Regions from separate parts of the Homo sapiens genome. Here all the other regions are linked to region 3. The links are chromatin loops, found by intact Hi-C in ENCODE. Cell type or tissue: endothelial cell of umbilical vein. All regions are shown on one strand. Links, peaks and the distances in the headings refer to the core of each region. The heading gives the core; the rest is flanking DNA.

What was found. Peaks named below come from ENCODE experiments on the same cell type or tissue, not always from the same donor. Only the 100,000 strongest peaks of a DNase experiment are listed, where the experiment ranks them.
Region 1: it touches region 3 in a loop (2.7-fold over the local background); 1 of 110 quality-filtered maps calls a loop at or near these places.
Region 2: a loop joins it to region 3, with 2.8 times the contacts of the local background. A loop is called at or near these places in 1 of 110 quality-filtered maps.

Annotation. Positions count from the first base shown.
Region 1 is chrX:39,412,377-39,422,532 of GRCh38, reverse strand. All of the region lies in intron 1 of LINC01283 (long intergenic non-protein coding RNA 1283), which reads left to right. Among named protein-coding and RNA genes, the nearest start is that of LINC01283, 17 kb to the left of the region's middle. In endothelial cell of umbilical vein, for the core only: no CTCF peak of the experiment used is centred there; DNase peaks (open chromatin) are centred at 3,062, 3,462 and 4,032; H3K27ac peaks cover 2,166 bases.
Region 2 is chrX:39,305,572-39,315,727 of GRCh38, reverse strand. LINC01281 (long intergenic non-protein coding RNA 1281) reads left to right here. Exons shown (of 4, transcript NR_038968.1): 3 at 7,828-8,086; 4 at 9,561-10,156. Among named protein-coding and RNA genes, the nearest start is that of LINC01281, 17 kb to the left of the region's middle. In endothelial cell of umbilical vein, for the core only: no CTCF peak of the experiment used is centred there; DNase peaks (open chromatin) are centred at 5,867, 6,257 and 7,417; H3K27ac peaks cover 3,037 bases.
Region 3 is chrX:39,614,751-39,624,906 of GRCh38, reverse strand. No RefSeq gene overlaps it. Among named protein-coding and RNA genes, the nearest start is that of MIR3937, 41 kb to the left of the region's middle. RefSeq lists an enhancer at 10,137-10,156. In endothelial cell of umbilical vein, for the core only: no CTCF peak of the experiment used is centred there; a DNase peak (open chromatin) is centred at 5,066; H3K27ac peaks cover 646 bases.

The DNA of each region.
Region 1 (10,156 bases), core at 1,789-6,788, 200 kb after region 3:
TTCCTGTACAGCCTGCAGAACTGTGAGTCAATTAACCCTCTTTTCTTCATAAATCACCCAGTCTCGGGTAGTTCTTTTATTTTATTTTATTTTTATTTATTTATTTTTTTGACAGAGTCTTGCTGTGTCGCCAGGCTGGAGTGCAGTGGTGCCATCTCAGCTCACTGCAACTTCCATCTCCCGGGTTCAAGCCATTCCCCTGGCTCAGCCTATCGAGTAGCTGGGACTACAGGTGCGTTCCATCACGCCCAGCTAATTTTTTGTATTTTAGTAGAGATGGGGTTTCGGCATGTTGGCCAAGATGGTCTTGATCTCCTGACCTCGTGATCCACCTGCCTCAGCCTCCCAAAGTGCTGGGATTACAGGGGTGAGCCACCGAGCCTGGCCTCAGGTAGTTCTTCACAGCAATGAGAGAATGGACTAATGCAGTTGCTATAAGTCTCATTTGCTATAAGTCTCATTGCTGTTGTGAGCATGGAGACAGCTCTATCCTGGAGCCCTGGGCTTGGGGCACCCAGAGAAGACAGGAGGGCTTCATACCAAGGGTGGCCTTCCCAGCACCACATCCAGCCCTCCTGCTCACTGCAGGGCAGCTGTGACACATTCATCCAATGAAAGGGTCACCAGGGGAAGGTCACCATTGAGCAGAAGGTGAGATGGGGGCTGGGTCTCTCACAGTGCCTCCTTTCTCCAGCCTCCTCAGCAGAGACTATAGGGCCAGGAGGAGGTGACGTGGTGGCAACTCAGACCTAGTCCCACTGATCACATGATGCTGGGGAGCACTGAATGGTTGTTGGAGCATCTGGACCTATGACAGGACCTTGTGACTTAGCCCTAGGAGGGCTGTGCCCATGCTTCTGCCCCTTTGCCTGTCGATGATGGAGAACTGTCCAGTGATCGCCTGCACAGAGGTCGGTCTGCCATCCTCTTGCAAGATTAATGCCTGTAGTCCCACTCTCTGCTGCAGGTGCTGTCCTCTATAGGAGCCACTGGCCACATATGGCTTTTTAAATTGAAATATAAATTAAGAGTAAATAGAACGAAACAATCAGTTTCTCAGTCCTACTGGCCACATTTCAAGTGTTCAGTAGGGACCTGCGGCTGGGAGGCCACTATATCGAGTAGCACAGATCTAGACCATTTCCATTATCATAGAAAGTTTTGTTGTATAGTGCTGAGTTAGAGGATGGGACAGGCTGTTTGACATTTACTTGCTGATGCTCACAGTAAACTGGCCACCCCAGGGGTAAGGCTTGTGGGGTGGGGCAGTGTGCCATCAGAGAATTCTACTCGATGCCTGCCTCTTCATTCCTCCACAGCCTTCATGGTTCACCTCAAATGTCACTTCCTCTGTGAATGACTCACTCCATTCCTGGGATCCCATGACACTCACAAACACAAATAACATACTATTCCATGCTTGGAATTATGCAGAATCATGTATGTTGCAGTCTGCCCCCATGTGACCGTCAAGTCTTTCGATGGCAGTGACTGTGCCTTATTTAGCTGTGTATAGCCAAAGCTTGTGGATGCTCAATAAATATCTGTCGCATTACATGTCACAGAGCCCATTCTCCCTCCATGAGTGTGTGTTCGCACAGGTCACTTAACCTGTCTGAGCTCCAGCTGTATTGGCGTTAAAATGTAGGTGCCTGGGACTGGTTATATTATTGAGACATGCAGTGAAAACCATGCATAAGATTGGCAGAAGCTTCTTTGGGTGTGATGTAATAGAAAATAGATCTTGGTAACAGGCATGTTTCTTCCACTCACCAGCTGTGTGACCTTGACCAATGTACCCAACAGCTCTGAGCCTTTCAATTCCCACTTGTGACAAGGAAGTGAGGAGAGTTATTGTGGAAGTGGTGCTGGGAACAGGGCCTGGAATATTATGGGGGCTTACTACCCATTAAAACCTAACCTATTTGCAGATAAAACCACAATCTCTGGAAACACGGGTTGGCGGTCCTGGGAGAGCCCAGGGCAGGGCTTGGAGCTGGAACTCCCCCCAGCACATGGCAGTCTGCCTCCGCGAGTTGTTCTTCTCAATGCACCTGATGGTGGTGGTGAGCATAATTCATCCTTGCTCACGGTTAATGGCTGGTGACATTTTGAAGATGGCTGCCTGGCTTTGGCTTTGCGGGCAGCAGGGGAATTTAAAAATGCCCAATTGATGTCAGGTTCCAAGAAATACAAAATAGAATTGCACACAGCACCTGAGAGCAGACACAGTCACGAGAGTGAGATGAAGGCTCTCAGATTCCCCCGCAACCCCCTGACCTTGCCCCCAGTGACTGAGAGTTGGTGGCCAGAGGGGGTCATCTGTCCTACCTGTTTGGACATGCTGAAATGGTGGACCAATTTACCATGGACAGAAGCATTTCGTGGGGACTTGGGGATTAAAATTCCACATGTCTGGAATCGATATTCTATGCTGGTGTTATAATTCACTTTTTGAGAGAGGACGCAGCTCTCCGAATTCTTGGGTGAAGTAAATCACATATCTATGGGATTAAGGGGATTCCCCTGCTTATAAATCGCACCCAGCAGTGGGTGGGTAGATGGTGTGGAGGAGGATGGTGGGGGAGGGGCAGAGGAATGGAGTCTCTGAGTCCCACTGGAGACCCTCGATCACAGCATTTCACGGGAGGCCAGCACGCCAGAGTGAGCATCAGACCGGTGTGATTTTTCTGATGGGAATGACACAAAAAGGTGGACTGGAGTACTTGGGTTGGCAGAAGCAGCCAGAAATGACTTTAAAGTCAGGCAGGCTGTTTAGGTAAGCACCATAAACAGCTGGGCCCCTTTCTGACACCAACATTAGCTACCGCATCTTAAAAGAAAACAACATGGACAGATTTACAGGATATTTTTTTTCCCCTTAGACTTGCTACTGAGTGTGTGTCTCTGCTCATTTTGTTCTGCTTTGCGGGGACAAATTCGGATCAATGACCTTGAATGTATCAGGCTCTTTCACATGGGGCAGAGCCAATTTGGACTGACTCCCAGCTAGTGTCCTTCACCCTTTCCCCTTCCTCAGAGGCCCTCCCAGACACTTTTTCCTTTGGGGAGAGAAACCCTGGCAGAAGCTCTTAAGAGCTGGCAGGAGGCCCGTGTCCCCAGCAGGATCACTGGAGCTTCCTTGGACTACAAGTCCAGGGAGGGCCAAGACTGGAAGTGAAATGCATTTCTTGTTGTCAGCCTGTTCCCTAATGGGTAACAGTTGATGTCGCAGAATCAGCCTGATGATTTGGCATGATTAGAAGGCGCCGCTTCTTAGGCGGGCCTGGGGATCATGGCTTGAGTGTGGAATTAGCTCTCAGCGCCCCAGGGAGGGATCCAAATCCCGCTAGAGAGAAGCCCCCACTCCCGCTAAGGAAGCAGAGGTAATAACTAATAACCTTCCCTCCGCCCCGCCTTCCCCTAACCTTGTCGTGAACCGTGGTTGTTTTGTTCAAAGAAGTGCTCGTGCAACCAGGCTCACTTTAATGAAAAGCAGACCCTTGCTCACCGTTGCCCCTCCTTGGGCAACAGAGATAAAAACCTAATGGCATGTCAGATCCTTGATGGCAAACTCGCCAGGAAAACAAAATTATCAGGGTAGAGCGGAGGCAGCGGACCGTATCTGCTTTTGTACCATAAAATAACATAACCCGATGACCCCCTCATTTGCTGAAGGGGCACCCGGCTGGAAACACGGAGGCCTCTCACAAAAGTTCCCGCTGCCTGTCACGGCCACGAGTCGGCTTCGAAACAACCTTGCTCCCAGCTCTCTTTTCTTCCCCTCCCCTCAGGCATCTCGGCCTTCATTTCGAATTTCCAAGGCACAAGCCCTTGATGACAACACGTTTATTACCATACAAATTGTGAGACTCTTGACAGGAAAAAGTCCTCAGACGGTTTCCTGTGCAGACACACACACCCACCCACACACACTCTATTCCACACTGAAAAACAAAATTCCCAAACTATCTCTATCAGATAACAATGTCAAAAAGTCCCTTACCTAACAAGTCACTGAAAGACTGTCTTGACAATTCATACAATGACGTTTAATTGCATCCAAGAGATGTTTTGAAACAATGTCAGAAGTTGAAGAATGGTGAAAGTCCTTTAAGAACAACACTCTTGTCAGAAGAGCATAGTGACCTCAAGGAAACTTTCCTGAGTCATGAGCCTGGCTGCCATGGCTACTTCTCTCTTTCTTCTTCTCTCCCTCCTTCCACCTGTCACAAACATTTATAGAGCATATATCATGAGCCAAGGTCCACGATAGGTTCTGGAGAAACACCCTTAAGCAAGACAGGAATGATCCCTGACTAATTTCTGACCACTCATCTGTAGCAGAGCTGCTTCTTGCCCCCCAACATCCAATATCACTTTCTTTCTCAATAATAAGATCCCCAATTTTTAGCTAGGCATGTGGGTCTCCATAACAAAAAATACATGTCCCAGCCTCCCTTTCAGCAAGGTGCAATCATGGGACTAAGTTCTAACTAATGGGATGTAAGCAGAAGTATTGTGTGACATTTCCAGGAAATGTTATTAAAGCAAGGGAAGCGTATAATTTCCTCCATCTTCCTCCTTGTGGGTTGGAATGTGGATATGATGGCTAGAATTCAAGCAGCCATATTTTACCATGAGGTAGAAGTCATGAATGGCTAATGGTAGAAGAGCAAGATAGAGCCTTCAATTGTAGAATCACTTTGGAAAACTGGTAATCTCCTACAAAATTAAACATGTACCTATACTATACTCAGCAATTCTACTCCCACTCATTACCCAAGAGAAATGAAAACCTATTTCCACACACAGATTTGCACACAAATGTTGGTAACAAATTTTTTTCCTAATAATCCCAAACTGGATAAAATCTAAATGTCCCTCAACAGGTGAATAAACAAATTATGGTGTATTCATACCATGGAAGACTAATAAGCAATAAAAAAGAACTACTGATACAGCAACATCAGTAAATCCCAAAAGCATTATATTGAGTGAAAGAAGCCAGAAACAAAGGAATAGCTACTGTATGACTCCATTTATATGGAATTCTAGAGCAGGCAAATCCATTCCCTGGTGATAAATGTCAAATCACTTGGAGAGGGGCACAAGGAAACTTCTGAGCTGATGGAAATGTTCTCTTTTGGTTGGGCAGTTAATTACATGGTGCAAACATTTGTCAAAATTCATCAGGATCTGTGTATTTCACCGCATGCAAATTATACAATAGTAATGACAATGATATTGATAACAATAATAGCCTGGTCCTTTCGACTTTGTCATGCCACCTTTTCAGCCCTCAACCGTCCACCTCTGAACCTGATTTATTATGAGAGAAAGAAACTTCAGCCAGTCTTCTTTGGCATTTTCTATCACTTTTAGCTAATCCTGTCTTGACAGCACTACATCTTCTCCATGCCAGTCACCGGTCATGCAGCTGACTCCTCCCTCTGCTCTGAATGGTAAAGTCCACAAGGGAGTAGGTCCCAGGAGCTATGACACAGGTGGAATTTGACAACAAGGTTAATCCAAGTGCTGCAGTTTTGAAAAGTCTCACTCCAGCCCTTGTTTCAGGATTTCCCCAGCCTGAACACACAGCCAAGTCTCCTCACTCATTCTCAGCCCACCCAGGAGAGTAGAGCATTGCAGAGTCCGTGCCCTCACACCTGGCAGCCCATTTGGCAAGCAGGATCCCACCTTGTGAGGTTCACTTTGGTCACCCGATTATTCTTGAATGCCGGTACCAGGACTATTCTTAGCACACCGTCAATCCCCAGGAGACTCTGAAGATGCACGTGGCTGAGTAACAGCTGCATCGCGGCTATTACCAATGCCATTATCATCATCATTATTGCAGAGATTCAGCTTTTGTGGTATGCCAATCAGGGGACGTTTGGGGGCCTTTTCCATAATTGGAAGAACCAGTCCAGGGCACGCGTGGGTTTCCATTCAGAGTGGGTGTGACCTCACGGGAAGCATACTTTCTTGTACATAGCTGGGGCTGGCATTTCTTGTCCAGTAGGCAACTGCCTGTGTGGAGGGATTTCAGGTTGATCTTCTGTCCTTCTCTCCTATCTTGCCCAGTCCTGCCACCTCTGTCCCACCAAGTAGTCCCCTCACCAGCAACCACAAATTCTACAATTAGGGATTCATTCCTTTGACTTTACATTTTCTCTGCCATTAAAATGCAAATCCTCCTGCCAGCTTTCCAAGAATTGTATTTTATTTCTTTTTTTCTCATTTTTCCCTTTTAAAATAAGGAGGTAGAATACATAAAGGGCCTCATGAGAGGGTATTATTGTGGAAGGAAGAGCATGAAGAAAAGGGAGATGGGGCAAGGTCAGTGAGGACAAAACAACAAGAATGGCGAGTACTTCCTGTGTTTCCAGCATGCCCTGGGTTTCGGCTCACATGATGTTATGAGAGTGACCCTCTTCTGAAGTTTTCTTTAACAAACGCTTGGTGCCTACTATACACCCAGGCACTGTCGCAACAGCTGTATGAAACTTAACTCATTTCATTCTCATGTTAACTCCAAGAGGTGAGTTTATTAGTATCCACAGATTACAGAGAAGGAAACTGAGGCACAGAGAGATTAAGTAACTTGCTCAAGGTCACATGGCTGGTATGTAGCAGAGCTGGGATCCCAATCCCTGCCACCTTGCTGCAGAGGCTGTGCTCATAAGAATTTTTATGTAACTTTATGTAACTATAAAAGAGCAGGTTATTGCTCTGCCATCATTGGATGGTCTCAATTGCCCAGATATCTTGCTTTTTTTTTGAGACAGGGTCTCACTCTGTCACCCAGGCTGGAATGCAGTGGCACGATCTCGGCTCACCACAACCTCCACCTCCCAGGCTCAGGGCTCAGCCTCCCGAGTAGCTGGGATTATAGGTGCACACCACCACACCTGGCTAATTTTTGTATTTTTAGTAGAGATGAGTTTTCACCATGTTGGCCAGGCTGGTCTCAAACTCTTAACCTTGAATGATCCACCTGCCTCAGCCTCCTAAAGTGCTGGGATTACAGGTGTGAGCCACTGCACCCAGCCGATATCTTGCTTTTTTACTCATACAATATTTCTTTCAAATAGATACTATTGTAATTTTTTTACAATGAGATGTTTTCATTGTAAGGGTGCACCCACATATTCCCAGCATTTCACTTTCCTCCCAATATACTTTTCCAAAGGAAAAAGATGTGGTATCTGTTTCATTTTTTTAAAAAAAAATGTCTACAAACAAAACACCAGGAAAATAACAAAAAAACCCAACTAGTGGATGCCGTGCCATCAGCTCAGAGACACCGGGACCCAGGGTGCATCCCCTCAGGCCTCTGAGATACATTTTCTGAGATTTTAGGGTGAGGGTTCTTAAACAACAAGAGGGGAGAAACCTAAAAATATTGTTCAACCTGGAGATGCCACAGGTGAAGAAAGGAGACACCACCCCGAGGAGCAGCGAGGACAAATATTGGAGTGTTTCTGATGGGAGAAAAGCCAATGTGTAGAAAAGGTCTCTTGTGTTAGCTGTGGCAGCTGTGGAAGGTGCTGGAAGCTGTCGGCTCCAGCACTGGCACTTCTATAGACCTAGGCAGTTGGGAGCCTGCCAAGGCCGGGAGTGGGGGGTGACATTTTGGAGAACAACACCTGGAGCCTTTTTTCCCCAAGAAATAAAAACCACATGTGTAACTAAGGGGAAGCAGACCATTCCACAGATAATTTCCTATTCATACCTGGGTGGAATTGGAATCTTCTGTGAACTTTGCTCCTGCCTCTGTGTCCTTACGCTAATGACACTGGTGTTTCGTTGTTTGCAGAGGCCACAGGAAGGAATGGTTCATGCTTTGGAAAGATGGACCAGGTTTAGGCAGGGGTGAGACAGAAGCAAAAGGACACAAGCTCCTGGTGGGTGCAGGGAAAAGGCAGGATTCTGAACTGAATACAGGCCCTGCTCCAGTGATAGGAGCTCTGATGACATCCATGGCCTCCTGCCCCTATAGTCCTCTGCTCCCTAACTGGGGCTGCCAATCTCTGACTTGACAGCCTGGCCGTTCCTCAGGGCCAGGGATCAGTCGAGGCCAAAGTATCACTTGATCCTTCCCTGAAATGCCTCTGCCAATCTGTAGCCACATCAGTTTAGCCTAGAGTCCCTCAGAACTTGCTACCAACAAAAACCTCTTTACACCACGACCCTGTTAACCCTTCACACTCCCCCATTTTCAAGGCCTCTGCTGTCTGTTGCCACACTCAGAATTCAGAAGGACTTTCTACTCCTTTTCATAGGTATTCTGCTGCCCAGAGCCTGCCTAATCCAGTGTGTGAATCTCCTGTGGCCCAGATCCAACCTGTCCCATGCTACGGGAGCCCTCTTTCTAATTGAGGTCCCAGATGAATTGAACTCATGAGTGAATAGGCATCTATGTGCACTTTATCTCATGTCAGACCCCCTAACCATCCTCTGAGATAGATACCATTGTTCCTGTCCAAATAACCTGGATACCTAGGGCTCAGAGATGTTAGGGCACTTGGTCATGAGCTATAGCAACCTTTCTCAAAGTGGGTTCGGTGGAACACTAATAGCATGGTGAAAAAGAGTCAGAAAACATCATTTCACATACTATGCCTCCCAACTGTATTCAAGATGGACATACTCACTAAAGGCTCTGAGACCTGTCTCACATCTTTCAAAAGATTAATTGACACCCCCCGACCACCTCCAACATCCCAACTCTTTTTCATCTTATTTTAAAAACACAGCGTTTCCCTAACTTATTTGACCATAGAACATTTTCCCCATGTAGCTTGTAGATTAAATTACCATACAACAAAAAATTCACTCCGTCTCTCTAAATCTTCTTGGGAAGAGTAAACTTCCTTGTCTCATTGATGAAAGGCTTGGCCATGTGACTTGCTTTGCCCAATGGGATGAAGGTGGGGATGATTGTGTGCCAGTTTCAAGCCTAGGCTTTAAAAATATTGCATGCTTCCATTTGCCCTTTTGTGACTTTCTGTGCTCAATGAGAGAAGCACACCCCCGGGGGCTGCTGCCCCACCATCCTGAGCCCTGGAATGAGACACATGGAACATAGCTTCCCCAGACAACCAGCAGAGGCACAAGTGAAGAATAAATGCTGATCATTGTATGCCACTGAGGTTTGGGATTGTTTGTTACACAGCATCATTATCAATGATGCTGATACACCAATATACCAGTCCTATTTAATATGCCATAGAATTGTAGCACTCAGTGGAATCCTCTTTGGAAAATGCTGAGTTGAAGTCAGTAAATGGCCAATCCAGAGTTGCACTCAAGGCTTCTCAAGCCAAAATTCTAAGGCCTGCTTTTCTCACTGCATCAAGCTGACAGAGATGAGCAACATCTGCCTCCAAGGTTGAAAAAGCTGCCCTGAGACAGTGTGATTTTGGGGATTTTTTAATGAAACAAGAAATACAGGGGATGGGGCAGGTGATGTTCATGGAGTCTCCAGGCTGGCACTCTGAGGCAGGTCTGGAGCCCTCGGGAAGGTGCACCAGAGGCAGGAAACATGTGCTGCTGCAGTCCCTCCCAGGCCAAATCCTTGGAAGCACTGCATCACAGAGGTTCTCATCTCAGACTCTTAGCACTGCTTTTGAGTTCTTTCTTTCCTTAAACCTGCAGAAGCCACATTATTTTCCGAGGTCCTTGTCAGTAGCCTAAATTCATACCAACTTGCTGAGTTGGTACAAAGTGCAGAATTGATGGTACAGAAAGACATTAAACAACCTACAACCTTTTAGACCATGTCAACAGATCATCCATAGCCTCCACTGAAGAAACATTTCATTAAATCCTTGCAGTTTCTCCCCAGAGAGTAGGAATGCCCTTCTATCTTTTAAAAACAGATGGAGGCCTGGCATGATTTTCATTCCAGCTGGAACAGTGGATTCACTTGAGCTAAACTCTAGAGAGGGTTGGTTAATCTTCATTCAAGAAATACATCTTGAGTACCCTAGGCCGTGGAGAAGCTGGAATACACCATGTCTGCAGGGAATGGGTACAATCCGAGCCCAGAGGGGAGAGAGGCAGGCCAGTGACAACTACAGTGCAATGTGCTGAAGGAGTGTGTGAGTCTGAAGGTTCTTTGTAGGCAGAAAAGTACCTATCAGGGGCC
Region 2 (10,156 bases), core at 3,486-8,485, 310 kb after region 3:
TTGGAAAATATTATAAGTTGAAAATGCATTTAATGCACCCAACCTACACAACCTCATAGCCTACCTTAAACATGCTCAGAACACGTTTGCCTATGATTGGGCAAAATTACCTAATAGAAAGCATGTTTTATAATAAAATGTTAAATATCTCATGTAATTTACTGAACACTGTACTGAAAGTGACAAAGAGAATTGTTGTATGGATACTTGAATTATAATTTCTACTGAGTGCGTATCACTTTCACACCATTGTAAAGTCATAAAATTGTAAGCCTAATCATAGTAAGTTGAACCACTGTAAGTCAAAAACTATCTGTATTTCCCACATGGTCCTTTGATGTGTTTCTTCCATTTCCCATATCTGGGGGTTGGATATTGATGCCCACAATGGTGTTGGAAGACAGGATGAGATTCTCAGCCCTGGCTGCCCAAGAGAGACACCAGGATACTTAAAACAAAATTCTGTGCACACATCCCACCCTGAACTAATGGAATTAGAATTTCTACTGTCAGAGAGGCAGAGCTCTCCATAGGTTTGAACACCTCAGTGACTGTGTGAAGAAAAGTCCCTGCTTCTTCCACCAAGTGTACTTTACCTGAAAAAAAACAAACAAACAAAAAAACACTTCCATTGTGTTAGGCTCGTTCTGGCTTTACTTTAACTAATACAATGAGCAACTGCATTTCTACAAATGGATTCACCAGTCATATTCTTACCAATTCCTGGATGAAAGGAGGCTGTTGGTAGGAGGTGAGTAAAGAGATTCACATCAAGGAAAGGGGCACAGGCCTCCCACTGATCATCTAGGAAATACTTGAGAACCTAGGGTTGTGAAAGGAGAATTGTGGTATGGTGAGGAGTGGACAGATGGAGAAAGGAAGCTGAGGCCTGCAGGCCCTATTTTTATATGGTCTGAGAAAGCAGGTATGAGTGTGTGTGATAAGGGAGTGTGTTTTGTGAGTTGATGATATTAGGCTGAACTTGAAGTCCTCCTAACTTTGGAAATAAATTACTTGGATTACAACACTTTTCAATTGGATGACAAATCTCCTTGTACTTATGTGGCCATGCTCCTCTACGTGGAGGCATGCCTCCCTGGCTAAGAGAAATTGGCTTGCTACAAAGGTTTTGCATTCTTGCTGGTTCAACATGGGTCTTTGGCTTAAGGCTAACCATCCTGGAAGCCCATGAACTGGATGCTCTTGCTTAACTAAATGACTTTTCCTGGCTCTTACCAAGAGCTTCATTCTCTTTCTCCTTTTCCTTTTCTTCTCCTCCTCCTTCTCCTCCTCTTTTCTTCCTTTTCCTCTCCCTTCCCCTCCCTCTGTCCTTCCTTTGCCCCCTGCACTTTCCCCAACCTCTCCCCTCCCTTCTCTTTCTTCCTCTCTTCCTCTTTCTCTCCCTCTACCTTTGACCTTCCTTTCCCTTTCCCCTCCTTAGCCTCCCTTTCCCTCTCTTCCTTCTTCTCCTTCTGTCCTTCCCCTTCACCTCCTCTCCAGGTTTTTTAACAAAAAGGTAGCTTTCCACTCCAGTCACATCCCTTGAAATCCTGACCAGCCAGGCTATGGAGGTGATTGTTAATTGGCTCATTATTCACTTATTCTTTCAATCAACACTGTTGGTTGGGCGGGGCTTTGTTGGGTAAGGATGGGTCTTGCCAGGGTTACCACTGTGCTACAAGTGGACATACAGAGACAAAAGAGATTATCTTTGTTGTAGAAATAGTCAGTCTTATGAACAGCAAAAGTGGGCAGTTACATGGTCAGGAACCAAGGAAGCAGTTAAGCAAATCATTAAGAGTTAAAGGCTGCCTCATATCTAGCAGAAGAGACCTCAAATCCCCAAGGAGCAGACGATTCTGTTTATGAAGAGCCCATCACTGATGCTGGACGTTTTTGTTTTGTGGGTACAAGGCAAGTAGAACCCTCGCTATGGAGAAGGCTTGTCAAAGACTGTCCCTCCATGAAGCTCAGGGAGGAGGAACTTGATATTTTCTAGGGAAGGTTAGGGCAAATGTACATAGGAGCAAGAGATCTTGTAAGAAAAATGGGATAGTAATCTTGACACCTTCTTTCTGGGGGTTTTAGACCATCCCTGAGGGACTGAGGAGCATGATGTTGCCAAGCAAGAAGCCTGGTGTTCATGCATGAAGAGGAAAAGAGAGGGTGCATTGCTGAGCTGGTGTGTCCTTGGAAAGTTGCCTAGGAGGGCATCTAGAAAACAGATGTTTAGAAACAAAAGAAAACCCAGGAGCCCAGTTCTACTGTGGTCTGGGACTACCACAGACAAGTGTAAATCTTGGAGTTGCATGCCTAGTTCCACAGCATGGAACAAAGTTGGACTTAGACTGTGTACCACCAGCATTTCCCTGTTTCCTGGGTGATGGCGTTATGGACTTTAAACTTTTTTATTATGAATTAAAACACACATATGCAGAAGCTCACTTAATGACCACACAAGCCCCATCTGTGTCAAGCACCACCTGGGTCAAGACATAAAGCAAAACAAGCACCCTAGAAGCCTCCTTCATGCCCTCTTCTTATTATGCCCATTTCTTCCACTGTACACATCTTAATTTCTAACACCACACCTTCCTCTTGCCTGCTTTTGAAATAGACACGTAAATGAACTTATGTGATCTGGACTCTTGCATCTGGCTTCTTTTGCTCAATATTACATTTGTGAGATCCATCCATGTTGCTGTTCATTTTCCTTGCTTTGTAGTACTTCATTGTATGAATATATGCTGATCCATCTATCCATGCCCTTTTTGATGTATATTGGGCGGCTTCCAGTCTGGCTGTTCCAAACCAAGCTTCTGTTAAGATTCTGGAACATGTTGCCTAGGAACACAAGGACCATTTGGTGAATGATGATAATGAGACCATGGCTGGAAAAGATTTTCTCAATTTTTTTGACTCCTTGAGCAAGTGTGCTCTGGCAGCACTTGGACTCATTATGGGATGCAGAGAGAGAAGGAAGGGTAGCAGCAGGTGCTAGAGAAGAGACATTGCAAGATGGGGAGTTCTAATCAAAGTAAGTTGAACATTAAAAAAAGACATACCTCAGACTGAGGAAACTGAATAAACTGAGTTTCTCAAATAATCTATTTTTTCCCCCCATGATGCTGGAGTGTGAATAAGAAAAGGCCCCAGTAACAGTACCAAGAATAGTCACTGGCTCTGGTTACCTCAGTGAAATTTCTGGAACTCTGGCTTGAAGTTCTCTCCTTGGCCGCAACAGGATGGTCCTATGTGAGCCTGCCCTAGCCCCCCTCCTCAGTTCCTGTTCAGATGTGACTGTCCTTCATCCACTCATCTCGTGCATAGCTTGCTCCTCTCGGCTCAGTTCTCCATCTCTCCAGAGTCAGAGCCTTGTATCCATCAGGGGCCCCACATTCTTCCTTCTTAGGTCAGTTACTCACTGTTACAGGGTGGCACACTCACTGTGCTGTGCTCCTAGCTACCCCTCTGCTCTCATCCAGCATCCATTCGTTCGTTGAACAAATGCTTATTGGCCAGGTGCGGTGGCTCATGCCTGTAATCCCAGCACTTTGGGTGAGACAGGAGGATGGCATGGGGCCAGGAGTCCGAGACCAGCCTGAGCAACATATTGAGACCTCCATCTTTACCAAAAAGAAAAAAAAAAGTGCCTATTGACAGATACTTGGTGCCAGGATGGGCACCTTTCTTTCATGTCAGAGCCACTGCCTAAGAGCTTAATGAAACAACTGCCTAAGAACCTCCAACCCTGGGCTGCCATGATCTCTCTCATGGTACAACGGGTTCTTAGGTAAACATTTCTTCTACCAGGCTTCCTACCCATGCCCTCACCCCATTCTGGGCCTTGCTCTGCAACCAGCACAGTACAATGTAGTTCAGAGGAACTCGACCCACCCTATCTATGCTGAAGTGCTCACAGGCCTTCCTGTGGGGGTTGTAGGTAGCCCAGGAGTAGCAGAGCCTCCTGTATTTGCCCTTTACCATCCAGTAGAAGAGAGAATCTCTTCTTGTAGCTCCAGAAAAAGAAAGGAGCATTCTCACCTTTCCTTCATCCCCATGCAGGGTGGGGGATGGAGAGAAGTGGGGAGGGGACAGCAAGCTTGTTTGATAAGTCCCTCTCCTGGGGATACTAACTCATCTTCTCTTTTCCTTCTTTTGGGACAAGCAGATAGCCCGTGGATTGTGCTTTTTCATTTATGATAGACTATTCAGCAGAAGAAAGAACAACAAAGGCAACAGCCTTTCAGTTCTCTTTGGACTGCACATGAAATCAAACCTGGAACAGCCGTCCCCTGTGTTCTTCTCTCTGCTGCCCTGCCTGTTGCCTTTCTCTGCTCTAATTAATTCTGTTGATTCTCACATCCCCACTCCTGGGCTCCTCTATATAGCTGTGTAGGTCGTGCACTGTATAAACTCTCCCATCCCCAATCCCCTCTGTGTTTTGCCTGCCATGCCTCCCCAGTCCCTTTAACCCCATAGAGCCCTTCTTACTTCATTTCCTGCAAGTTCCTCTTCCCTAACTGCCTCAAGAGAGAAGAAGCCTGACCTCTGTAGGGCCTGACCCACATTTATCACCCTTGGCAGGGTAGGGCAGGGCCAAAGCCAGGTGTCTACTGCTCAAGAGAGTCAAGGGGCCTCCTTTCCCAGGGAGCTGCCCCAAACAGCTCACAAAGCCCGGAATCTTTTTCTCATCACAGTTTTGCCTTGCCAGAAGTAAATTGTTCTCTAGGTTCACCAAAAGGCCAAAGAAGCTGTTTCATAAATAAGCTTAGCATCTACTTTTGCGTATTCCCTTTAACCTGGCGGGCTGCTCCTCCCCGAGCACCAAATTTGTGGAACTACATACATACATCCTTACAGCACCCTGCACAGTTCACAGCCTCAAGCATGTTAAAAAAAAAAAAAAAGGTGACCTTGTTTTCTCTCCATAACAATCCCATGATAGAGATATTGACCAGTTTTATGGAAAATAAAACTGAGGCTTGGATCACATCCCTGTGGCAGAGTCAGATTTGAACTGAAGTCTGCTAGTCCCAAAGAGATCCAAGGTCTGCCTGTGTTCTTAGTCACCCTAGATCTTTGCTCCCTTGAGCTGTCCCACGCCCGTCTCCCACCTTCCCTGTTCCTCTCAGTGCCTGTGCTCATGACCCATGGCCTTTCACCCTCCCATCAGACCTATGTGTCCAATTCCAATGCCTGCCTTCCCTCCTTGGTCCCATCTCACATTTGTCCTCCTGGGGTGCTTTCAGCCACTCTCCACATAATACTGCTGTCTGAGCCAGCCCAGTCTGGGGATCTAGCACTTAGGAATATGCCCACAGGACTGGCATTCTAGCTGGGTGTGTCCCATCCAAATACACAAGATTTTTCTTTTCCCTCCAGCCCCTGACAGTGCCGGTCATCCAGTTCTACAGTATAAACTGGCCATAGGCCCACAACGACACCTCTAGCTTGAGCACTGCCTTAACAAAACAACAATAACAACAACATCAACATCATCATCATCATCATACACAACAACACAAGTCTGAATGGCTATCTGCCTCCTCTCCATCCCAAGCGTCATCTCTCCTCCCTCTCTTCCCCCAGCCCTCAGGGACCAAGATGGGGAAATTGTCCTGTAATCGCATTTTACATGCACGTGCACAGGATCGAGGCATTTCTCTCATCTGGTTATCTTTGGAAACACTGGAAGGGAAGGGGATATTAAAGTAATCCTCCTCTGCTTCCATCTTGAAAAAAAAAGCGGCACATTTTGATTCACTACCTTATCTTTAAAGAAACCCGACATGGAAAAGGCAAGGAGATAAGATCTATGACTTCATCAGCTTGTTCTCTGAAGTTGTTTCAAGCTTCACCATCCCCCGACAGGCCCCTTCATTTCCTGTTTTCAATATCTAATGGCAAAGAATACACAGCCGCTCAGAGCTAAGTGACCCTGGGGGTCAACACAGGAAGCTGGCCAGGGAGGAAGCTTTTAAGATCCAAACTGGAATCTGGCCACAAGTCAGGAGCACATCTTCTTAATTCGAATTTTATTTTTACCTTCACTTTGTGGTCAGCAGCTCTCAGAACAGCTGCTGGTTTGAAATACCTTAAATGTAATTTGAAAACTCATAAGGTTTAAAATTAAAAGAAAAAAATACTTTAGGATCTTATAACAGGAATTCTTGACAACCTCTTTCTTTCAAGATGCTCCAAATGCCTCCCAGACGTGATTGCGTCAGTTCTTGCTGCCTCCCACGGTGGAGGCCAAGGAACCAGTACCATCTGAATCATTTTATGGAGGGGAAAACACAGACACCCACTTGTTCCTGCTTACCCAGCAAGTCAGCACAACATTATGACAGGTGTTTTCCAGTGCCCAACCAGTCTAGAGTAGGGAGTGTGTGTGCATAATATGGGTCACAATCACAATGTCAAGAGCAAGGAAAACTAACTATCTTGGTTCTGGCCACCTGCCATAGAGGTGCACTTCCTGGCAATGGCCATTTCTGTTCCATCTCTTCTGTCACCAGCAGCGTCCTTGGGTGGGCTCTTGTTGGTTGACATGACAATACTGCCAGCTACTCTCTTGACAGTCAGGGAATAGCATTCCTTGCAGGGGGCGTCACACAGAAACATCCCTACCTGCCAGGATCGTCCACTATCTGAGGGGCTGAGCACATGGTGCTTCTATGGCAAACTGAACTGCATGGAGCACTAAGCTTTGTCTCTCTTAGATGGGTTTCCTTTTCCTGCTTCCTGTCTCTAATACTTCCCAAAGGCCAGAGGCCTGACCACACAGGTGTAGACCTTGGATCAGGGAGCAGATCTGTCACTTGCAACCGAGGGGTGGCCCACTATGATGTGGGTCTGGAGCATAAGCTCAGGGCCTTCTCCCTGCAAGGCTGATCTGGGGCAGTGTTGCATATTCTGGAGGTTGTAGTAGATGGTGTCAGAATCCAACCCATATCTTCTTGCCGCTAATATTTTAAAGAATACCACCCAACTCCCAGCCAGCAATTCCTTTATTCCCTTGCTTCAGGGCTTTCTTAGGACAAGAAGCATACTTTACCTGTTGCTGCTGACAGCCAGAAGTACCAAGGATTAACATCCCTCCTAATTCTGCAGAGCAACCCTCAGCCATTGACAGACAGGACTGGGTATATAAATACCCCAGCTTCATCACCCTCAGGTGGGCTAACTCTGAGGCACACATTCTGTGCTGACTTTCAGTGGTTTCTAGCAGGATTAAGTTCCAGTTGCCCACAGTGGCAACTGACTTGGTGATGCCTTCTTTTATTTCTCCACTCGCTTTACTAGTGTTTTTTTGGATTAGTTCCAAAATAAACTATTTTCACTTGGGTTCTTATCTCATTCTGCTTCTGGAGAACCTAACTGAGTCATGGGAAGAACTCTTCTGCCACCCCAGCCACTGATGGGGCTGTCACTTCCAAGCCTGAAGCAAAGATTTCTGGAAACTTTCCCATGTCTGGAGGCTAAGTCTGGGAGCTTCTCTGACCTCTTCCTAGGCCTTTTTAAATCTTCTTTTCCATGATTCCATGATTCTCAAAGTCTTGCTCCCAACATTATCCTTAGCTACAAGATATCATCCAGGTCTAGTACACTGTTCTCATTTTTACATTTTATAGAACACAAAACTGAGGCTCAGAGGGGTAAAAAACTTGCCCAAATTTACTTACTTTGCAAATGTCAGGCAAAGAAGAGACCAAAACCCAAGCATCTAGATTTATGGTCCACAGTATTTGTCAAGTAAAGCTATTTATGTGTAAACTTGGCTCATGAGTTTTTGTTCTGAATCCTTCTTCTTTTTCATTACAGCAAAGAATTGGGTCCTGAAAGTAGCATACTCAATGGGGACTGTGAGCATGCATCACTTAATCAGTACATTGGCACTCCACTCCCTCCTGGGCCAGATTGTATGTAGGTCAACACCTCCAGTGGCTGAACCTCCAGAAGGGCTATCACAAAGGTCTGAGAATCTGTCTCCCTTAAGGCAGCGAGAAGTGGTCACAGACACGGCTTGGCTGCTAGCATGGCAGAAGGTCTAGTGGGGGCAGCTGGGACTCCACCAGCCCAGGTACAAGGTCTTTGTATTTACTCTTTTTTTTGGCCTAGAATGCTGTTCCCAGATGGCCACATGGATTAGCCCCTCACTTGCTTCCAGAATTTGCTCAAATGCCATCCTCAGAGAGACCTTTCCTGACCACTGTCTAAAATACAGCCTCTTGTCCCACAACGTTTTAAACCCACTTCATTTTCTCTCTTAGCATTTGTCACCCACTACATGATATTGTGTGTTATCTTTGTTTATTTCTGCCCCCGCACCTTGACCCCAGCCATGAGCATGTGCGTTCCACAAGGACAGATACTTGTTTTTATTGTTTTTTCTTCTGCTTTATTCTCATCACCTTGAACAATGTTAGTGCATCCTAGAAGCTCAAGAAATACCTGTTGAATGAATTAATTAAACACTAAAAGCAAACTATGGCTCAGATAGGACAGGTTAGTTACCTGGGCCCAGGTAGTACATTCAGCTAAGTGGAGCAGAGGCATTATGGGGCCCCAAGCCAGCTTGACTCCATGGCCTCTGGCCCATTTCTCTACCTTGTGCTGGGCTCGTTAAGTTTCCAAAGAACATGGGATTCATAAAGCAGAAAACAAGAAGAAGAGAGATGGATTCTCAGTGGAGATAGGACATATTCCCCTCCCTCTCTCCTTCTCAACCTGCCTCCTCCCTCCTCTGTCTTATCCCAAGGAGCTCCTTAGGAAGAAACCCATCCCCAGTATCTCCCAGAAACTGCTCTCTGAACACTCAGATGCACAATCAACCATTGTTAAGTCCTCAACAATACCTCATCAGCAAGCACAGCACTATAATTAAAAGTAAATCCAGCTCAAGCTCTTTAAAATAGGATCTAATTTAATTGGTGCATTTAATCTATCACTGTCACTCCAAGCCAACCGGGGGAGAATCTCATCGTAGTGGTAGGTGATGGGAAGACTTAAGTGGCCCCACTTCAGGGTCTCCCTGTTGCCCCAGGTCTTGTGAACTACTGGGAACGTAAGGCAGCAGCAAGTCTGGGAACCATACGGGTGCCAACTGAAACTTGGATGTGGCTGCCATGGGGCTCTGCCCTGACATCCAGCCACACTCCCATGAAAGGCTTTCAACAGGGGGTCTGGGCAGGGGTCTCTCCCTCCTATCCACATATCCTCAAAAATGAATCTCAGGGCACCATGCAGAGAAACTTCAAGAGAACTAAGCTCATCTTCACAAGGCTGGCATTGGGGTGTAACCTTTCTACAGAGTCACTGTGTGTCTCTACTTTGAGTCACTATTAGTTTAAGACCCAGCTCAGAAAAAAAAATTCTGTCTCTTCAGAGTAAGATAACACAAAACACCGATCAGTTGGGAAGTCATAAAGTTTGATGCTTCAGGATATTGGCCCCAAAATAATATAGAAATGAGTTATGATCCTGGGTAAGCTACTTACTAAATTATGACTTTTGGGATAATTTTAACCCCCCAACCTTCATTTCCTTGTTTGCAGAGTGAAGATAAGAATACCTATTTTAAAGTTCTGTTGTGAGGTTCAAGTGCCACATATGGGGCCACCAGAAGCTGTTGGCGCCCCTCCCACATCCCTGTGGTCCACTCAGGAGGTTAACTGCAGTCAGCTGTCATTCTGCTGGTGGCTTCCTGCGTCTTTCTGCCTGAGCTTGTTCTTTGGCCCTGGAGGAACCCTCCACCAATGAGAGATGGGAATTGTTGGATAAAAGTCCCAGCTTCCACTCCAAGGCATGTTCATGATCCATGCAGCCTCTGAGAGGCCTCCCATGGGCCTGAGCCCCAGTTGCCCACACTGGTAATACACACATCTGCTCACTCTCCACTGGCTTTCCTCTCTCCCTTTCTCACTGCTTCACCTTCCCAATGTGCCTCCTGGACCACGTCCCAAATAAATGATTGCACTCAAATCCTCGTCTTGGGGTCTGCTAAGGGGAAATCCAAGTCCAGACATTGGTATGACTCAAGTGCTTAATAAATAGACCATGTCACTATTGTAGTTTCTAGATACCCAAAATTCAAATGTGGGTCTCTCTGCTTATATTTTGTATTTTCTATGTAAAAAATTCCCTAAAGCCC
Region 3 (10,156 bases), core at 2,517-7,516:
GCTGATTCTCATGAAAGTGCAGAATAAGAGGATAACTGTAGTAAGAGCCTCAGTTTTCTTAGAGATTACTTAAGTGGTCATGACCAGAATGTTGGTAGAAATATGGATAGTAAAGGCCATTCTGATGAGGTGTTGGAGGTGAGGAACATGCTGTGGACTGGAAACTGGAGGAAAGGTTGTTCTTGTTACAAAGCAGAAAAAAACTTAGCTGAATTATGGCTGTGTCCTAGTGCTTTGTGGAAGGTAGAACTTGAGAACAATGAACGAGGGTATTAGCAAAGTACTCAGGGTGCTGCATGGCTTCTCTTGAAGCCTATGGTAAAATGCAAGAAGAGAGAAATGAATTACAGACCGAATTTATAATCAAAAGAGAAGCAGAACTTAAAGATTTGGAAATTCTCAGCTTGGCCGTGTAAAGAATGAAAAGGGTGTTTGAGAGAGAACACCAAGAATGTGGCCGAGCTACCTGCTGATAAGGAAGTTAGGAGGGATAGGCAGAAGCCAGGTGCTATTTAGCAAGACATTGGAAGAATGACCCCAAAGGCATTTTGGAGAATGGTGCTGCCACCCCCATCAGAGGCCCAGATTTCCAGAGGCCTAGATTCTTCCCCTTGAGGGCAGAATGGTTTCAGAAGAGGGGCCCAGGGAACCTCGAGGCTGCTGCCCAGGGCTGCCTCAAGCTTCTACTCCATGAATTCTGGTACAGCACTCCTTAGCCACCTGGTTGTGCTCCAGCAGGCTCAGGTGGGCAGCAATGGCAAACCTGGAGACATTCACATGGTGCTAACTCTGCAGGCATGCAGAGTACAGGAGCCATGGAGGCTGCCTACACCTAGATTTAATGGATGCCTTGGAGAGCCTTGGGGCCTAGGCAGAGAAGTGCCACAGGAGCAGGGCCACCACTGAGAGCCCTCACTAGGGCAATGCTTAGTGGAGCCACAGGGTGGGGCCTCCCCCAAGACTTGTAACTAACTGTAGAACCACCAGCATGCAACACCAGCCTGGGAGAGCTGCAGGTACCTGGGAGAGCTACCTGGGCTGCACCCAGCAAAGCCATGGACCCCTGAGTCCAGTGAGTCCCAGTGAGGCCAGAAGGCAGGACATTGAGTCAAAGATTATTCTCCAGCTTTAAGATTTAATGTTGCTTGCTTTGTAGAGTTTTGAACTCATTTGGAACCAGTCACCCCTTTCTTCCTTCCTGTTTCTCCCTTTAGGAAGGGAATGTCTATCCTATGCCTGTCCACCATTGTATTTTGGAAGCACATAACTTGTTTGATTTCACAGGCTCACAGCTGGAGAGGAATTTTCTTTAGGATGAATCACACCTTGAGTCTCACCCACATCTAATTTAGATGATATTTAGATGAGACGTTGGACTTAAAGTTGATGCTGGAACGAGTTAAGGCTTTTGGAGCTATTGAGATGGAATGAAGATATTTTGTATGTGAGAAGGACATGAATTTTGGGGGGGGAGGGGGGCAAGGATGGCATGCTATGCTTTGAATGCTATATCCCTCCAAAATTCATGTTGAAACTTAATCTCCAATGCAGTATTATTCTCTGCAATTTTGCAGATGAAGAGAAGATTCAGAGACGTTAAGAAGCTTCAAGAGGGTGATACAGGCCCGGCGCTGTCTGCCTTAGTGAGTCTAGCACTCCACCATATCCCTGACAAACTCACCCTTACTGTCTGTAAAATTCTTCCGGCTGATTGATCCCAGAGCCCACATACAGATGCACCTGTGTAGAGGGGCAGTGGGAAAGTGTGGCCAGAAGGACACTGCCTTGGGGACTGGCCCTGACCAACTCACTCTCTGCATAGTACACAGGCAAGTTATCTAGCCTTTCTAGTGGCCAGCACTCTCACCTTCAAATGAAGAGCCCAGACCAGGCCTTCTCATCTCTAAGGCTCCTTCTAGCTCTATAAGCCTATGATTCTACGTGATGTCTAGTCTTCAGTGCACACTATTAAAGTGGCATGTGTGGCACAACAGTGACAAATTGTGACATGGGGCAGGGCTGGTTGGGCCTCAGGCAGCTTTCTTCAGGGGGACATTTACCTTGGTGGCCTGTCTACCACCTGGTGTGGCTCTCAGCTTTGTAGGCTCAGAAACAGAATCTCATGATGGCCAGGATAAGCCAGCTCTGGATCCAAGTTCACATGAAGGTGCTAGAATGAGCAGAAAGGTTATTGTGAGCATTTACAATTAGAAACCAGTTGACTGGATGATTCCATTGGCTGTCCCCCGGTCCTGCAGGTGAGTCCCAGAACTGCCTAGTTGTCTGAGGGTTGTGAGGTGGACACTCCCAACTTCTATTTCTGACTTGGTTTCCCTCAGGGGTCAAACAGCAAACAGTGAGTTCAAACACTCACATTATGATAATCTAAGGAAGGCTTATTGCAAAGGTACTGATATGGTTTGGCTGTGTCCCCACCCAAATCTCATATTGAATTATAACTCCCACAATTCCCATGTGTCATGGGAGGAACCCAGTGGGAGGTGATTGAATTATGGGGGCAGGTCTTTCTTGTGCTGTTCTCATGATAGTGAATGAGTCTCACAAGATCTGATGGCTTTAAAAATGGGAATTTGCCTCTACAAGTTCTCTTCTCTCGTCTGCCACCATGTGAGATGTGCCTTTTACCTTCTGCTGTGACTGTGAGGCCTCCCAGCCACGTAGAACTGTAAGTCTAATAAACCTCTTACTTTTGTAAATTGCCTAGTCTTAGGTATCTCTTTATCAGCAGCATGAAAATGGACTAATACAGTAAATTGGTACCGGTAGAGTGGGGTGTTGCTGAAAAGACCCGAAAATGTGGAAGTGACTTTGGAACTGGGTAACAGGCACAGGGTGGAACAGTTTGGAGGGCTCAGAAGAAGACAGGAAAACGTGGGAAAGCTTGGAACTTCCTTGAGACTTGTAGAGTGGCTTTGCCCAAAATGCTGATGGCGATATGGATAATAAAGTCCAGGCTGAGGTGGTCTCAGATGGAAATGAGGAACTTATTGGGAACTGGAGCAAAGTTTACTCTTGTTATGTTTTAGAAAAGAGACTGGTGGCATTTTGCCCCTGCCCTAGAGACTTGTGGAACTTTGAACTTGAGAGAAATGATTTAGGGTATCTGGTGGAAGAAATTTCTAAGCAGCAAAGCATTAAAGAGGTGACTTGGGTGCTGGTAAAGTCATTCAGTTTTATAAGGAAGCGGAGCATGAAAGTTTGGAAAATTTGCAGCCTGACAATGTGATAGAGAAGAAAATCCCATTTTCTGAAGAGAAATTCAAGCTAGCCAGAGAAATTTGCTTAAGTAATGAGGAGGCAAATGTGAATCCCCAAGACAATGGGGAAAATGTCTCCAGGACATGTCAGAGGTCTTCATGGGAGCCCCTCCTATCACAAGCCTGGAGGCCTAGGAGGCAAAAATGATTTTGTGGATCCCCATGCTGTGTGCAGTCTAGGGACTTGGTGCCCTGCTTCCTAGCCGCTGTAGCTGTGACTCAAAGGGGCCAAGGTACAGCTCTGGCTGTGGCTTCAGAGGGTGCAAGACCCAAGCCTTGGCAGCTTCCACGTGGTGTTGAGGCTGCAGGTACACAGAAGTCAAGAATTGAGGTTTGGGAACTTCCACCTAGATTTCAGAGAATGTATGGAAACATCTGGATGTCCAGGCAGAAGCTTACTGCAGGGGCAGGGCTCTCATGGAGAACCTCTGCTAGGGCAGTGTGGAAGGGAAATGTGGGGTTGGAGCTCCCACACAGAGTCCCTTCTGGGGCACTGCCTAGTGAAGCTATGAGAAGAGGGCCACCATCCTCCAGACCCCAGAATGGTAGATCCACTGACAGCTTGCACCATGCACCTGGAAAAGCCACAGACACTCGATGCCAGCCCATGAAAGCAGCCAGAAGGGAGGCTGTACCCTGCAGAGCCACAGGGGTGGAGCTGCCAAAGGCCATGGGAACCCACCTCTTACATCAGTGTGACCCAGATGCAAGACATGGAGTCAAAGAAGATCATTTTGGAACTTTAAGATTTGACTGCCCTGCTGGATTTCGGACTTGCATGGGGCCTGTAGCCCCTTTGTTTTGGCCAATTTCTCCCATTTGCAATGGCCATATTTACCCAATTCCTGCATCCCCATTGTATCTAGGAAGTTACTAACTTGCTTTTGATTTTACAGGCTCATAGGTGAAAGGGATTTGCGTTGTCTCAGATGAGACATTAGACTGTGGACTTTTGAATTAATGCTGAAATGAGTTAAGACTTTGGAGGACTGTTGGGATGGCATGATTGGTTTTAAAATGTGAGGATGAGATTTAGGAGGAGTCAGAGGTGGAATGACATGGTTTGGCTGTGTCCCCACCCAAATCTCATCTTGAATGGTAACTCCCACAATTCCCACGTGTTGTGGGAGGAACCCAGTGAGAGGCGATGATTGAATTCTGGGGGGCAGGTCTTTCCTGCTCTGTTCTCCTGATAGTGAATGAGTCTCACAAGATCTGATGGCTTTAAAAATGGGAATTTGCCCGCACAAGCTCTCTTCTCTTGTCTGCTGCCATGTGAGACGTCCCTTTCACTTTCTGCCATGATTGTGAGGCCTCCCAGCCATATGGAACTGTAAGTCCAATAAACCTCTTTTGTAAATTGCCCAGTCTCAGGTATGTCTTTATCAGCAGCGTGGAAACGGACTAATACAGGTACTATTTACAGAGGTGTGTGGGGTAGGGAACCACAAACGTTAGCACAGAAACCTGGGGCTGGTAACATCCCTAAGCACAAAGCAATGAGGGGTATAGAGTGGCTACCAGAACCCAAGTATAGAAGAAGAAACCTTAAGGGAGGCACTGAATGACGTTTGGTGAAGGGTGCAGCCAGCTTGAGGTGCCCTTGTGGGGCGGTGGTGGTGGAGGGGGAGCCAGGGGAAGAAGTAAATGAACCCTACTCCCCTTGTTCCCTCTGATCGCCTTCTGGGCTTCCTGTTGGCTGAACTCCAGGAAAGCATGAGGCCAGGTCATCTTATCTGGGCCAGAACAGGCGGAAGAGGAAGGAGAGTGATGCCGGAGGGAAAAATGCAAGGTATCCAGCCAGGACCTCCCCAGCCTGCTGTCTGATGGACACATTCTAATTTCCTAACAACTTCAATCAGGCTGCAGCCAAGTCTCACTGGCCTGGGAATTCCATCCGTTCAAGGTGACTCTGTTCTGACACATTAAATGTTGATGGCTTAGTTTACTGCTCAGGGGCAAACTTATTTCCCTTATCTTAAATTCTGGAGTGAGGAGTTACTTTCCCTCCCACAAACTCTTGTGGCCCAAGTAAACAGGATGGAGAGAGAAAGCTAAACAAGGTGCATTTGAAAAAGCCGTGAGGACTTCAAGTACCACATGCACGGTGAGTCAACAGTGAAATTAAGTGAGGCTGGGAGCATGTTCAAATGGGAAAGGAAGGGGATAATACAGACAGAAAAAAAATCTATAAGTTAATATAGCAAAGCATTATCCAGCTGCACAGCATTAATAGAAGTATGTAAGCTAGAACAAGGGAGGTGATAATCTGTCTCTACACTCAATTTGTCACTTTGCACCCGAACCCCTGGATCTAGGTGTGGAAGGCACACCTATTAAGGGGCAATATCTGCCTCACAGGGTTCATCTCCCATGATTGGCCCTAGTTTTCCCCACTAAGTTCCTACAGACACATCTAATTTCTCTTGCACATAACCACAGTTGAAACAGTTGGATATAGCTGATGTGCTTGCTGCCATCTTTTCCCCCAGTGTAAACCTCTCTAGTCTCCTAGCACTTTCCTCAGATACCATGGCTCCAGTAGCCCACACCAATGGCCAAATTTGCTCCATGTCTGAAATCTTAGCTTTCTCCACCTCTCCCTCCCTTCTCCCTTCTCAAACACCTGTGCTTTGACTGCCTCAACCTAAGGACTCTCTGTTTTCTAGTGACTTCTGGCTTCAAATGAAGAAGCCAGAATCCCGCTGGGTGCGGTGGCTCACCCCTGTAATCCCAGCACTTTGGGAGGCTGAGGTGGGCAGATGACCTGAGGTCGGGAGTTCCAGACCAGCTTGACCAACATAGAGAAACCCTGTCTCTACCAAAAATACAAAATTAGCCAGGTGTGGTGGCACATGCCTGTAATCCTAGCTACTCGGAAGGCTGAGGCAGGAGAATGGCATGAACCCGGGAGGCGGAGCTTGCAGTGAGCCGAGATCGCGCCACTGCACTCCAGCCTGGGTAACAGAGCAAGACTCCGTCTCAAAAAAAAAAAAAAAAAAGAAGAAGCTGGAATCCCATCCTTGACTTTCTGTCCACCTTCTGTTTCCCTTCATCTGTTCTGCAAAACTCTAATTCTGGATCAATGTGACTGCTGGACATCTTTATTCTTAAGCCCATTGTGCTGTTGGAGAAAACGCATCACTGTGGCCTTACAACATGGCAAATCCATGTTATCCATCCTCATCTGGGCCTTAAATGCTTCTTGACATTCTTTCTTTGTGCCCTTAGTCATGTGACTAAGTCCCTGGCTAATAGTCACATGACTAATAATCTCTGCTACTTTAAGCTTTGACCTCTGTCTTCAGTCTCTTACTGGTCATCTTCCATTTTATTTGCTACTGATCCTACCTCCCTACTTTTGTTTTCTTTATTGTTGAAATATAACTACAAACAGTAAAGTGCACAAATCTTAAGTGTCATCTGATGAATATTTACATACATCTGTACTCATGTAAATCACCACCCAAATCAAGATACCAAAGGTTCTCATTACCCAGAAACTAGAAAGTTCCCTTGGACCCCTCATAGACAATAACCTGTCCTTCCCAGGTAACCACTATTCTGCCATTTATCACCACAGATGAGTTTTGCCTGTTTTTGAACTTCACATAAATACGGTATATGCTGTACATATTTTACATATATACAAATTTACATATATACACTTACATATGTAAATTTCATATCTGGCTTCTTTAGGTCAACATAATATCTGTGAGATTCATCTACGTTGTTGCAATTAGTTTGATCTTTGTCATTGCTGTATGGTATTCCATTGCATGAAATAAACCAGAATTTGTAATTTCATTCTTTGATTAAACAGACTTTTGGATGGTTTCCAATTTGGAGCTATCATGAATAAATCTGCCATGAACATTCTGGTGCATGTCTTGTTGGAATATGAACTCATTCCTCTTGTTATTCCCTACTTTGATGTGAAAATAAAAGGTCATCATGTAAGAAGCCCCTCCTTTTCTCACTACCTACTGAGTTATCTCCTTCTGCCTCTTGTTCTTGCCTCCCTACTTGAAGGCTTAGTGAAGAGATAGCCTCTTATACCAAGACACGTTTCCCGGCCCCTGCCTCCAGAGGCACTTAACCAACTGTCCTCCCACCTGTCCCTCCAATGCATTCTCTCTATGAGGCTTTTCCACCAACTCACCTCCATCTTAAATAAAAAACCAAACCAGACAATACATCACACTCCAGCTACAGGTCATCGCTGTTGGCAGAGGCTGTCGGCATGCATGGGAATGGCCCCATAGCTTCAGATGACCTTGCAGGTGGGCTGAAGGGATGAGTGAGTGTCCACGGCGTGGGCTGTCCCTGTCGCTCCTTCCTTCCTTGAAATACTTTCTTCCCACAGCCTCTGCGAACCAGTCACTCCAGGTTTCCCACTTGCTCTGGCTGTTTCTTCTCTGCATACTTCTAGACTCCTCTCTTCGAACAACATTCTGCCTAAAAGCCAAACTGGCCCCCACCCCAGGCCTTCTAGCCCACTCGCTCTGCTCCGTCTTCCGAGGGACCTCACTTGTACTCAGGGCTTTCATTCCCGCTTCTTTGCTGGTGACTCCTGTATCCATGTTTTAGTACAGATCTCTCAGTTGCAATCTAAGCCCTCACATCTTATCTGTCCATGTGCCATCTCTGTTTTTAGACATTTCACAGGCTTCTCAACATGTCCAAGGCTGAACTCAGCAACTGCCACTCCTGCGCCCAGCAAACCTACTCCTCCTCCGTATTTCTTGTCTCTGTGGATGGCACCACCATCCCTTCACGCTCCCAAGCCTGAAACTTGAAACTCATTTGTGGCAGACACTGTTGATTGGCTAACCCAACCCTCATTCCTGACAAGGAACCACATCGTGGAACCATGGGCCACACTTTAGGCTGATGACTCTAAACAGAAGTTTGCTGTGGGTTCCTGGGAAAGTTTTTATTCCCCTGATACAGGTGCTGCTCTTTCCTCTTCTTCCTGCTAGAAGGTAGACATGAAGGCAAGAGCAGTAGCAGGCATTTTGTAACCATGAGGGAGGGACCAAAAGAATCGCAGAGACTAAGGTGCTGACATTCTTGGACAGATATTTGCCTACTTCCTCTTTTCTTGTCGCATGAGCAAACTATATCTTATTTGTTTAAGCCGTGATGGTCAGATTCTTAGATCCATGTACCCCATAGCAGATGTACTGCTTGGATTTCCCCTTGTAAGATAGAGACACTCATTTCTTCAGCTGTTGAGAGTGATAAATGCTGGATGTCACCCAGTCCAAAATGTTTCATAATTTCCACAATTTCTTCCAAGATTCCATAGTCTGGCTTAGCCTGCTCTTTTCCTGGTGTTTACTTATTTATCTGATTCATTCACTGGGCTGTAAGTTTATGGCCATGTATTTTTGTGATGTTATTCCTCTGGTACTCGACACAGGAGCTAGGACATAGTCTACTTCTATGCTTCATGTTTCATGATCATTCACTCTCCAGGGTGCTGTCTTCTGAATACGTCCAGTTTGCTAATGACTTTTTCAAAGTATGACTTTCAGAACTGAGCGGAATGTGCCAGGAGTGGTCTTGACAAGAGTGGGACTATCATTTCCCTTTTCATAGACAATTACATCTGACTGTAGCCTATAGCAGGATTCTTTTTTCTCCGGCCACCATCCCCCACTCTTTACTTATACTGAATTTAGTGGCCATTACAGCTTTTTTTCATCCAAGATGTCACTAAGACACATTCCTCACATCCTATACCTGGACTTCTGCTTCCTGGATCGAGGCTAGGACTTTATATTTTTCCCTATCAAATGTCACCATTCCCATCAGTCTTGACTGCTAATTTTAATTGGTACTAGAACGGAATACGACTTTTGCATTTTTATTTAAATATTTGAATGTAATTTACTATAATTTCTGCAAATCGTCTCAAAACCTTTATACAAGAGGATGCAGAGGAAAATAAATAAATGAATGAATAAAAATACTGATGCGACTATCTCTATTGTAACAGTCTGTGGGAACATCACTGGAATCCTAGTAGATTATCCAGTCTTTTAATTGCTCTGCCAGCTTGGGGCAACCAGAAATTTGATAGGTGTGTGTCTTTTTTTTTTTTTTTTTTTTTTTTTTTTTTTTTTTTTGGGGACAGGGTCTCACTCTGCCACCCAGGCTGGAGTGCAGTGGCACAATCTCAGCTCACTGCAGCCTCTGCCTCCCGGGTTCAAGAGAGATTCTTGTGCCTCAGCCTCCCGAGTAGCTGGGACTATAGGCGTGCGTCACCATGCCCAGCTAATTTTTATATTTTTAGTAGAGATTGGTTTTCACCATGTTGGCCAGGCTGGTCTCGAACTCCTGACCTCAAGTGATCCGCCTGCCTCGGCCTCCCAAACTGTTGGAATTACGGGCAGAGCCACCACGCCCAGCTAGGTGTTTGTCTTACATTGGTCCATCTGCCCCTTGCAAAAAAATGTTGAACAGGACTGAAGAAAGAGCCATAGAGGGGTGTCTGGAAGTGTGTCACCTACTTCAGATTTGGAAAGTATCTCTCCTGCTTTGGAGCTGTAACTCAAGTTTCCTTCCCTCACCACCACCACCTGGTTCCAGCAGCGCTGACAGTAAGTGAGGGCAAGAGGGTGTCAGATGGGGGCCTAGAAAGGCCCTTATGCCAAATCCATGTCATTTCTTTTTGGATTACTTGCTCTTTAACACTCTCAGGACTTCTTCTCTCCTCCCCTAGTGCAGAAAATGGAGAGCGAGCTGGTTCTTGGGCACAGACAGGAGCTGATCTGGGCCCAAGAGGATTGCAGTCACCCTGGCTCCACGGGTGCACTCTCTGCCAGGCATGTCCTCTTGGGTATGGATGTAGGATGCCAGGGCACACT